2 separate regions of the Mus musculus genome follow, and region 2 is linked to region 1. Evidence: chromatin contacts called from ENCODE Hi-C data. All regions are on one chromosome and are shown on one strand. Each heading gives the region's core, a stretch centred on a gene start or an enhancer-like site at or near the end of the contact. The rest is flanking DNA. Distances are from core to core; before and after follow the strand shown. Region 1 holds the start of Rangrf (RAN guanine nucleotide release factor). Region 2 holds the start of Becn1 (beclin 1, autophagy related).

The links. Hi-C counts contacts between places; a loop is a spot of excess contacts on that map.
Region 2: a loop to region 1 is called in a map of T-helper 17 cell, with 17 times the contacts of the local background. The contact joins the promoter of Becn1 here to the promoter of Rangrf in region 1. A Hi-C loop is called at or near these places in 3 of 37 maps with a recorded cell type or tissue (T-helper 1 cell and T-helper 17 cell).

The regions. Positions count from the first base shown.
Region 1 is chr11:68,971,698-68,977,648 of GRCm38, reverse strand. Rangrf (RAN guanine nucleotide release factor) reads left to right here and starts at 3,794. Exons shown (of 5, transcript NM_021329.3): 1 at 3,794-4,007; 2 at 4,092-4,208; 3 at 4,376-4,532; 4 at 4,621-4,706; 5 at 4,908-5,165. The coding sequence starts at 3,931. The coding sequence ends at 5,028. It overlaps Slc25a35 (solute carrier family 25, member 35), which reads right to left. Exons shown (of 5, transcript NM_028048.2): 4 at 5,846-5,951; 5 at 5,134-5,699. The coding sequence ends at 5,526. It overlaps Gm32384 (a long non-coding RNA gene), which reads left to right. Exons shown (of 4, transcript XR_001780244.1): 4 at 608-645.
Region 2 is chr11:101,300,925-101,306,761 of GRCm38, reverse strand. It overlaps Becn1 (beclin 1, autophagy related), which reads left to right and starts at 4,476. Exons shown (of 12, transcript NM_019584.4): 1 at 4,476-4,630; 2 at 4,906-5,034. The coding sequence starts at 4,908.

The DNA.
Region 1 (5,951 bases), core at 2,545-5,044:
GTGAGTGCCAGGACAGCCAGGGCTACACAGAGAAACCCTGTCTCGAAAAAAAACCAAAAAATAAATAAATAAAATAAAGCCTTTTCCTGTTTTATTTTTTTGAGACAGGGGTTCTATATGTACCCCTGACTATCCTGGAACTCACCACCTGGTCTTGAACTCAGAGATCCACCTGCCTCTGCCTTCTGAGTTCTGGGATTAAAGGTGTATACGATTATGCCTAGCAAAATAAATATATCCTTTAAAAGGATAATAATATACTTTTATTTTTAGTGAGGCATGGTAGCATGCCTGAAATTCTAGCACTTGGGAGGCTGAGGTACTACTACAAATTCAAATTCAAGGCCAGATTGGACCACATAGTAAGACCCAGTCTCAAACAGAACCAGGAGGCCGAGGGATGGCTTACCGATGGCAATCAATGATGTTGCAGAAGACCCGGTTCAACAGCATCCCACATGGTGGTCTGTGCCTCTGGTTTGAGAGGTTCTGATTCCCTCTGGGAATACATACAGGCCATACATACAGTTTGGTACTTGTAAATAAAAGCCTCATACACATCAAGTAAAATTTAGGAAAGATAACTGAATACTTGTTGCTTTTACAGAGGATTCAGGTTTGGTTCCCAGAACCTCCATGATGGTTCACAACCATCCCTAACTCCAGTTCCAATGGAATCCAACACCCTCTTCTGAACCCCGTAAGTAACACACACACACACACACACACACACACACACACATACACACACACACACACACACACACACACACACACGCAGGCACACACGCAGGCACGCACACAGAGTGCACATACATTCAAGGACAAACATCTCTATGTTTAGAGCCAGCCTGATCTACATATCAAGTTTCAGGCCATCCAAGACTCCATAATAACAAACAAACAAACAAAACAAGCTAGTTTCTCTTGTGTTCTTATGCACTTTATTCCATAATGTACAAACATTTTTCTGAGTGAATATTCATGACCTTCACCAACATTTCAAAGAGACTCATGGCAGGGCTGAAGGCTTGAAGCTGCTGCATACAGGAACTATGTTGCCTTAACTCTTCCATAAAGGGATGCTTGGCACTGATTTGCTGTGTCTCTGGGGGCCAGGGCAGTCTTTGTTTTCCCCCATTTAGATTTATATATTTAATTTTATGAGCCTGCACCGATGCTCTCCATCTGGTCTATCTGGTGTCTGTGAAGGTCAGAAGTGGGCAAATACCCTGGAACTAGAGTTGCAGATGATTGTGAGCCACCGCGTAAGTGCTGGGAATTGAACCCAGGTCCGCTACAAGAGTAACATGTGCTCTTAACTGCTGAGCTATCTCGCCAGGTCCCTCCAAGCCTGTCTTTTGGTTCTTTCAAAGGGCAAGGACCATCCCAGAGCACCAAACCAAACCTGTTCCAGTTGTAGGTTGGCTGTCCCCAGCAGACTGAGAGCTGGAGACACTCACACAATGAGAAGGACAGATGTGTGCCATCTGAGACTTGTCCATGACACCTGCCCTAGCTGCAGCTGGACCAGTTTTCACTGGACTCTGGCTTCCGGGAAGATGCAAGTAGGAGAGCTTGCCAAATAGGTTCTTTCAGATCAAATGACAACAAACTGACCCAGACAGCTCCAGTTTCTTCAGGAGTTTGAGGTTGAACACCCTGAGGTGTCAGCATTGAGAAGAGCACAAGAGATGGCAGATACCAAGGGAGGGATGGTGAATCAACAGTGGGGATATAGAGATCTGCCAAGACAAGCTGGTCTTCCACCCCACCCTCCAAGGAGAGATCTGGCCCTGGGCCTTGGCACATCTCTGCTCCCCACCCTTGTCATATCCCAAGAACCCAGAGACTGGAGAAAGCTGAGGTCTCCAGCTATCTTAGTCCACTGCAGAACTTGAGGTGCGCCAGGAAATCCTAAGAGGAAAGCTGAAGAAACTTTCTCCTCCCTCTGGCTCATTACAGGGCTCCATTCCTGGTACTTAGTGTTATGAACTTGTTAATAGCATTTATGTCCTTGGAGGTCCCTACCCAAGGATTTCTGATCTGCCTGACTGTGTACAAAGCTATTCAAGCTGTTGTTGCTCCTGGTGAGGAGGAGAGACAGAAAGGTCTACATGGAGAGACGTTCATGGCCAGCTCCTTCTATTCCATGGGGGCTGCACCCCTTCTCTTACAGAGTAAACTAGTTACAGGATACCCCCCCCCGAAACAGATTGATCAAGCACACCCACATCTTGTCTCTTCTCTCCCTCCCTCCCTCCCTCCTTCTCTTGCCTGAGGAAGGGTCTCAATATATAACCCTAGCTGACCTGCAACTCACTATGTAGAAACAAGAAACAGGCTGGTCTCAAACTACAGATCTGACTGCTTTTGTCTCTTCAGTGCTGGATGTGCCATGTGGCGTGAGCCACCACACGTGGCCACACTTCACTCCTAACAGTGCTTTAGAGATGAGGAAAAGTTCAGAGAGAAGCCAGATGCCTACAGTAAGAAGGAGTCACCGCACGCCTTTAATCCCAGCACTCGGGAGGCAGAGGCAGGCAGAATTTCTGAATTCGACTCCAGCCTGGTCTACAGAGTGAGTTCCAGGATAGCCGGGGTGGGGGCACATACTGAGTACACTTAAGAGGCTAAGGTTCAGTTACGGGAGGGAGGGAGAGGGAGAAGGAGAGAGAGAATCTAATGGTAGAGGCCCCTGGGCTCAATCCCTAGCATTGCAAACAGTAAGTGGACAAGCAAAATCCTCCATCCTTAACCATCTTCACAACTCCCTGACTCCATCTGCCTGCCCTCCCCCTTGCATATTTGCATTTCCTAGAGTACACACTGTGCTAAGTTTCTACACCTATGTCCCGGCTAGAACATCTCTAGGATGCCCCCAAGAGCTCTGTAAATCAAACTTCAAGACGCAAAGCGAGTTCCACTGGTACTTTTACACCTTGGCGAGGTGGACTTTTGTATTGTCAGGCTCACGAAGGAAATGAGCTGCACTCTGAGGCACGTGACCCTTGCCTCCAATTCAGTAAATTATGAGGGTTCATTGGTCGAGGTGAGAATCAACCTCTTTGCCCGGTTCTCAGCTGGGTGTAAAATCCATGAGAGCATGGGTGGCCTCATGGACTCCAGGCATCTAGATTCATCCCGCAGTGCAGCAGTATACCACCAGGCCTATTATGTGCCAAACACTTTGCCAGGTGCAAGAGATCAAGGATGAATGGAGAAATTAACTGGGAGGATAAAAGTTGAACAAATACTTAAAAAGAACACTCTAAAAATCCGTAAAGGAAAAACAATAGTTTAATCTGTGCTTTGGCTCAGGTGTGGGAGAGAGCTTCCCCTTGCCCTCCCTAGGGGAAGATTTGAGGGGATTAGAACCGTAATCCTCGGGTTAGGTATCAAGGCTTGAGGTCTGAATCTTAACCTAGACCCACACCTGGGCCTGTTGTTTCCCCAAGTCCCAGCATTAGATCCTGGAGTTAGTGGTCTGGTTGTCGCTCCACTGGAGTCAAGTGGTCCCACAACCCGCCCTTTAACTGAACAACTGTCCTTAAGGGCGGTCTCAAGTGACCTTCTTAGAAGGTATAACTCCTTTACAATGAAGGAGCAAGTGGGCACGAGGGATTAACCCATCACTAGCATCACCAACCCTAAACTCAAGTACAACTGCAAAGCAGACCCCAGCGGTCCTGGGTCTTTCCAAAGAGCCGGGCTTCAGAGACTAGCCCCCAAGGATAGCCCCGCCCCCGAAGCGCGGGCGCCGATTGGTCAGCGTGCTCGCAGGGCGTGACCAGATCTTAAAGGTCCCATTGCTTAGTAGGACGGGAGGAGGTAGTGGGTGCTCCGGGAACACCAGGGGAAATGATGTCTCAAAGGCTCATGTAGGTTTCTTTAAAACCTCGCTAATGTCCAGACTCAAGTACTAGATCTATGGAGCCCAACAGAAACTGTCCACTGTTCGGAGGCGCCTTCTCCGCCATCCTCCCTACAGGGGCCATTGATGTGAGGTGAGAAAGCCAGCCTCCCCGGAGGCCGATCGGGTGGGTTATGGGAAAAAGCCAGAGACAAGAGGGTTCCCTGTCCCTCTCCAGTGACCTCCGACCGGTGCCAGACAACCAAGAAGTTTTCTGCCATCCTGTGACCGACCAGAGTCTGATCATAGAACTTCTGGAGCTGCAGGCCCACGTGCAGGGCGAAGCGGCTGCGCGGTGAGAAAGCTAGCCAACGGGAGGCCGGGAGCCGAGAAAGTGGGCGGGGTCTGTGGCTGGACGGTTATTCAGGACGAAAACTCCCAAGGGCAATAGCAGACCAGGCTCGAGGGTGGGGCTGGGTTATTCAGACATGCTCCTCCTTACCACTGTTCCTCCCATGCCAGGTACCATTTTGAGGACGTTGGCCGGGTGCAGGGGGCTAGGGCTGTGCACGTGCTATCTGTGCAGCCTCTCTGTTTGGAGAACTTATCCCTGAGAGGCTGCTGTCAGGATGCCTGGTCCCTTTCTGGCAAGCAGCAGGTAGCTAAAGAAAACCAGCAGGTGAGGGCTATGGCGAATGGGACGCCCTGGAGTCGGGGAGGGATAACTCCAGGTATCCTGGTAAGCATGCTGATTCTGATCCCTTTAGGTAGCAAAGGATGTCACACTGCATCAGGCCTTGCTGCGGCTGCCCCAGTATCAGACTGATCTTTTGCTCACCTTCAATCAGCCCCCGTAAGGACGAAAGAGCGGGTGGGAACCTCCCAATTGGGTCCCCACGACAATTAAGTTGGGTGGGTCAAATTCCTTCAAGGAAGCAGAAATAAGCCACAGGCTTTGGGGGAGGAGGGTCAGGTCTTCTGGGGGATAGGAAGTGTGATCTTGCAAACCTCAAGCCGGACCATTTTCCTTCTCCCTCTATTCCCTTACCCTAAGGTGTCACAGCAGGTCTCTTGGCCCTGAAAATCTGTCATGTCCACCTTGGAGCCTGAGTAACTTTGAACAGCTGGTAACTAGTTTGACTCTTCATGATCCCAACCTCTTTGGTCCCCAGTAAAGATCGTTGAGACACAACGTGCTACTGAGGACTCGGGGACCCAGTTCTGAGAGGGGGAGTTTCTTTCTGCTTCTTCCCTGGATGTAAACATAAGACACTTCCTCTGCAGAAATAAACTTGCTTTATGAAGAACATAATTTCTGTGCCTTCAAATCTAAGAGGACACCTGGGTCTCCCAGTTCCCTTTGGTCTTGGAAGGGGGGGGAGTTAAAGCTGTGTATAGGAGCAGGGAGTTGGGGGGAACCCAAGAATGGCAGTAGAAATATACTTTGGAGTGACTGATTCAACCCTGAGATGGGTATGAAATATATCGGGGGATTTGTGGAAAAATTTAAAGCAAGACCCACTCAGTGACTCAACCCTAGGAGAACAGAGGAGTGGGCGTGGCTGTCCCCCTTAGGGGCATTGAGAGGTCAATCTGTCAGCAGTCACTGTGATAGGAAGTAGAGGCAGAGGTGCCCAAAGAGTGTTGATCTGGAGTTACAAGAGAGTGATTGTTATTTAGCATATGTGTTGTAAAAGGAGCGCAGCTGATCCCAGAAGAAGAGGGAGAGAATAGTGTGGGGGCCGAGGCGAAAATAGGAGGCACCTATACCCTTGTACATGCCAAAAAAGCCCTCTGTCCGCGCTGTCTGCAGCAGAGCGTCCAAGATCCCCCGGTACATGAGGCCCTGGAGCACGTCAGAGAGGAAGGGAGAGCACAGGAGGTGCATGTCAGAGCCCGCCGGGGCCAGACACCTTTCCAGGCAGCATCTGAGGATCTGCTTGCCCACCCCCAGCTCTCCCTGTCAGCCTGGACCCTGCAGTACTTCCTTACCTTGCCTCGAGTATCAGTGGGTTGGTTATAAAGTCTTGTGCTGGCTACATCAAAGGGTGTCATTGCCACGACTATGGCGACACCACTCACCATGGCAGCGGCCAGA
Region 2 (5,837 bases), core at 3,227-5,726, about 32 Mb before region 1:
AGTTTCTGACAGCTGGTGGCTTATCCAGCTGATCACCTAGGACAGTGGTTCTCAATTTTCCTACGACTGTGGCCCTTTAATACAGTTTCTCCTGTTGTGATGACCCCAAACCATAAAATTATTTTCTTACTGCTTTAGAACTGTAATTTTGCTACTATTCTGAAATGTAACATAAACACCTGATGTGTGTGTGTGAGTCCTGTGAAAGGGTCATTTGACCCCTACAAAGGGGTTACGACCTACAGGTTGAGAACTGCTGACCTAGAAGGTGCCTTGAGAAGGAGCAGAATAACTTTTTAAGTGATACAAGTAACAGAGAAATACACTAGATGTGGTGGTGCACACATTTAATTCCAGTGCTTAGGAGACAGAGGCAGGGCTATCTATCTCTGTGTCTTTGAGGCTAGCCTGGCCTATCTATGTAGAGAGTTCCACGCCATCCAGGACTACAAACTGAGACCTTCCCTCAACCAATCAGTCAAGCAGCCAGTCAGCCAGTCAATAAATAGATATATTTGACTTCATAAAAATTTAAGACCGGGGCAGGTGAGATGGCTCAGCGGGTAAGAGATGCTCTCCAGAAGGTCCTGAGTTCAAATCCCAGCAACCACATGGTGGCTCACAATCACCCATAATGGAATCTGACGTCCTCTTCTGGTGTGTCTGAAGACAGCTACAGTGTACTTACTTATAATAAGAAATAAATAAATAGATAATTTAAAATCATCTAAAGCTGGACGTGGTAGTATTTGTAATCTCCAGAACCGGTAACATGGCAACTTTATAAGAATTGTTTCTCAGAGGCTGGAGAGGTGGCTCAGTATGAAGGAGCACTGGCTGCTCCCCAAGAGGAGCTGGGCTTGATTCCCAGCTCCCACATCCTGGCTAGCAATCTTCTGTGACTCCAGATCTGACACACTTTTCTAACTTCTGTGGACACCAGGCACACCTGTGGTGTGCATACATGCAGTTAAAACATCCATAAACATAAATATAGATAAAGCTAAAAAAAATTAGGGCTGGAGAGATGGCTCTGTGGTGAATGGTGCTTTTACACAGGTCCTGAGTTCAATTCTCAGCAACCACATGGTGGCTGATGCTCACTTCTGGCTTGTAGGTATATATACAGAAAAAGCATTCATATATAAAATACAGGAATAAAGATTAAAAACAAAACATTTTTTCCACGGGATGAGGTTTGTGCATGGCACAGTACTCGGAAGGCAGAGATCAGATCTCTGTGAGTTCAAGGCCAGCCTTATCTACAGAGTGAGTTTCAGGACATTCAGGGCTCCACAGTGAAATCCTGTCTCAAAAAGACAAAAACAAAACAAAACAAGATTCTATTGTTATGTTTATTTATTTTATTTTATTTTTTGTGTGGCTATTTTGCCTGCATGGATGCATGTGCACCACCTGTGTGCCTAGTGTCCAGAAAATGCCACTGGACATGGAGTTATACATGGTGGTGGGAATTAAACATGGGCCCCCTCTCTACAAGAGTAAGCATTTTATATTATTTTTTTAAGTTTTATTTATTTATTTTATGTATGTAAGTACACTGTATCTGTCTTCAGACACACCACAAGAGGGCATCAGATCTCATTAAGGATGGTTGTGAGCCACCATGTGGTTGCTGGGAATTGAACTCAGAACCTTCGGAAGAGCAGTCAGTACTCTTAACCGCTGAGCCATCTCTCCAGCCCAAGAGTAAGCATTTTATTATTCTCTCTAGCCCCAGAGAGAAATTTTGAGAATAGTTTGAGGTACACAAGATCTTGTCTCCACAAAACAAATGAAACATGAAAAATTTCTGCACATTTAGAAAATAATTTAGGGGCTGGGTGGTGGTGGTGCACATCTTTAATCCCAGCACTTGGGAGGCAGAGGCAGGCAGATTTCTGAGTTTGAGGCCAGCCTGGTCTACAGAATGAGTCCAGGACAGCCAGGGCTACACAGAGAAACTCTGTCTCGAAACAAAACAAAACAAAACAAAACAAAACAAAACAAAACAAAACAAGAAAGAAAGAAAGGAAGGAAGGAAGGAAGGAAGGAAGGAAGGAAGGAAGGAAATAGCTGCAGCGTATCTCAGGTGGTTGAGTTATGAAAGCCTGGGTCATGTAATTGTTAATCCAGCACTCAGAAGATAGAGAGAGGCAGGAGGGTCAAAAGTTCAAGTCATTTTCTGCTGCCTGGTGAGTTTGAAGTCATCCTTGGGATTCATGAGATCTCCTTTTTTTTAAAAAAAAAAAAGCATGGGTGGGAGGAAGGAAGGAAGGAGGGAGGGAGGGAGGGAGGGAAGGAAGGAAGGAAGGAAGGAAGGAAGGATGGAAGGAAGGAAGGTTAGCTAGCTAAACCATTCATGAGAATTTATTTACTCGTGTGTGTGTTTGTGTGTGTCTGTATGTATGTGTGTACATGGATGTCTGTGTGTCTCTCTCTCTGTGTATCTATGTGTTTGTGTATACATATATGTCTACATGTGTCTGTGTGTCTGTGTGTGTTTATCTGTGTGCCAAAGACTTAACATGCAACCCTGACTGACCTGGAGCTCACTATGAGGACCAGGCCGGCCACTGTGAAGATCAGCCTGCCATTGTGCTGAGATTCAAGGCGTGCACCACCACCCCTGGCCATAAACATTTATTTTAAAACCTGAGAAAGACGTTATGATCCAATAAATAAATACAAATATGTGAACATAATTTGTAAGAACTGCAAGGGGCGACCACATGACAAACTCTTCAACCTTATCAGCAATCAGTGATATCAATTACAAGAATGGAGAACTGGAGCCGAGCATGGTGGCGCATGCCTTTAATCCCAGCACTCGGGATGCAGAGGCAGGTGGATTTCTGAGCTTGAGGCCAGCCTGGTCTACAAAGTGAGTTCCAGGACAGCCAGGGCTATACAGAGAAACCCTGTCTTGAAAACCAAAAAAAAAAAAAAAAAAAGAATGGAGAACTGCCATTGTCTGCTATTGTTCCTCAAATATATCTTATCCAATACTGGGCAAGGCATCATAAAACAGGCCCTTTAATGGATTACTAGAGGCAGAATATAATATGAGTTGTTTTGAAAACAACTGCCAATGTTAATAAAGAGAAGATTCCAAAGTCTACAGTACTTTTAATGATAAGGTTCTGTTCTAGGACAAAGTCAATTCCTCATTGTGATATTATTGTATCCACCCAAATTGGAAGCAATGGAAGTTTCCATCAATAAAGAAATTCACTGTAATCTGTGCGTTTCTGCTGTGATGTATTGCAGCAATGAGAATGTTAATTAACAAAACTGGAGCAACATGGAAAACATTCAATTATTTTTATTATCCTTAGTGGTGGTGGAGGGCAGTCCATACCCTGGAATTCCTTTGGAGGTCAACTTCATCTCCTCCTACTCCGATCCTTAGGAATTGACCTTAGGGTCTCTCTCACGTTTGGTGCACACACTTTTACAGGTTGAGCCATCTTGGCAGCCCACATATGTTAAACTTACAAAGTAGGGCTGGACATACAGTTCATTGGTGGAGTACTTGCTTAGTATATGAGAGGCCTTGGATATGATTCCAGATACACACATACTCACAGGAGCCAGCTCTCTCTCTCTCTCTCTCTCTCACACACACACACACACACACACACACACACACACACCACAAATGCATTGGTGTTTTGCATACATGGATGACTGTGTGAAAGTGGTGATAGTGGTGTCAGTTCTTGGAGTTACAGACAGTTATGAGCTGCCATGTGGGTGGATGGATTTGATTTAATCCAGGTCATCTGGAAGTGCGGTTGGTGCTTTTAACTGCTGAGCCATCTCTCCAGTCTCCACTGTCACCTTTTTATTTATTTACATTTTGTTATATACATACATAATACACACATACACATATATACATACATATAACTATCACCTTTAATGTATTTGCATTTTATTATATACACATATACAAACATATATACATACATACACACATACACATACATACATACATATAACAATAAAATTTACCATCCTGCCAAACGCACTCCCTCAGAAGGGTTTAGACAATTTGACTCTCCCAAAAATACACTTTAAAAGCTCACACATGCCGGAAGGTGGTGGTGCACGCTTTTAATCACAGCCCTTAGGAGGCTGAGGCAAGTGGATCTCTGTGAAGTGGATGCCAGCTTGGTCTACAGGGCGAGTTCCAGGTCAACCAGGGCTACACAGAGAAACCCTGTCTCAAACAAACAAACAAACAAACAAACAAACAAACAAACAACACCCTGATCCCTAAGGAATATAGAAGTGGCTCCACTTGGAAGTAACAAATCTTGAGTGGACCGTCTAAATCAGAAGAGTGTGGGCAGCTTCGGCCCACCTGTCGGCACTGCTGCACTTCCCCGCTCGGCCTTTGGATGGCGCTCCGAGCCGGGTAAACAGGGATCTGGAGCAGGGGTCCTTGCGTCAGCTCCCGTCGTGACGTCACTTCTGGTCCTGGGCGGAAGTCTTCAGCTAGCCGACCGGGAAGTAGCTGAAGACCGGGCGATGGGAACTCTGGAGGTCTCGCTCCGGGGCGGACCCGAGGCCACCGTGCCCCCGCGGTAGAACGAGCCTGGGTGGCGGGCTCCGGGCTCCTGAGGTGAGGAGCGTCGGGGCCTGAAGTGAGACCTTAGGAAGAAGCCTAGAGTCCCTGGCGGCCACTCTGGTGCCCCGTTTCCCCGCTCGGGAGACTAGACTGCCTTAGCTGGGCTCTGCCCCGGAAGCGGGTCCTCTTGGTGTCATCCCACTCCCAGAGGGAACGGCGCGGACCGGGATTTTCCTCTTCACCTCCACCACCAAGGCAGCGGGTAGCCTCGGGCCCGAGGTTCAAAGGAGCCGATTCTTCTTAACGTCGTCTTTTCTCCGCTGTCGCAGGCATGGAGGGGTCTAAGGCGTCCAGCAGCACCATGCAGGTGAGCTTCGTGTGCCAGCGCTGTAGCCAGCCTCTGAAACTGGACACGAGCTTCAAGATCCTGGACCGGGTCACCATCCAGGAACTCACAGGTCAGCAGGATCCGAGGAAAGGGGTGGTCAAGAAGGAGGGAAGTGGGCAACTTTAGGGACATTGAGGTGGCGGTCTCTGGCTTTCGGTTTTCTCGTCAGGAATAGACCTCTGACAGTGTCTCCAGAGTGAAGGAGTATTCACATATAACAGAATTTCTTGAAGATTTACCAGTGTATCAATCAGGTGTCCTGTAACAGTCCCCGTGGAAACCAGGCTTGGTGGCTCACATCTATAACTGCAGCAACTCAGGAGGCTGACGCCGGAGCTGCCTCAAGTTCCAGGCCAGCCTGCGCTATTGAATGAGACCCTGTTTCCAAAAATAAAAAGGACAGGAGAAGTGCCATGGTGCATCCTCTTACAGGTGACGAGTTGAGGTTAGAGCCATCAGTGAGCATACTTACCTGAGGTCCAGTGAAGTGTAGGAGAGCCTTGAAGCCTGAAGAAGAGAGTGAGAGAGGTGATTAGCGAGTTTAAACACGTTCATGGGCCTGGCATTAGCATGGAAACCTTGGCTTTGTTGTATATAGCTCCCTAGACCTTGATTCATTTTTATTCATAATTAGTATTAGTTATGTGTATAGGTGGTTTGCTTACATGTACATCTGTCCATGACGAGAATGCCTGATGCCGGGAGAGGCCAGAAGAGGGCGTCAGATCCCTGAACTGGAGTTAACAGGTGGTTGTGAGCCACCGTGTGAGGGCTAGGACTCGAACCTAGGTCCTTTACAGGAGCAACAGGTGCTCTAAGCTATTGAGTGATCTGCCCAGCTCTTTATTTTTCTTCTCCTTAAAAAAAAATTAT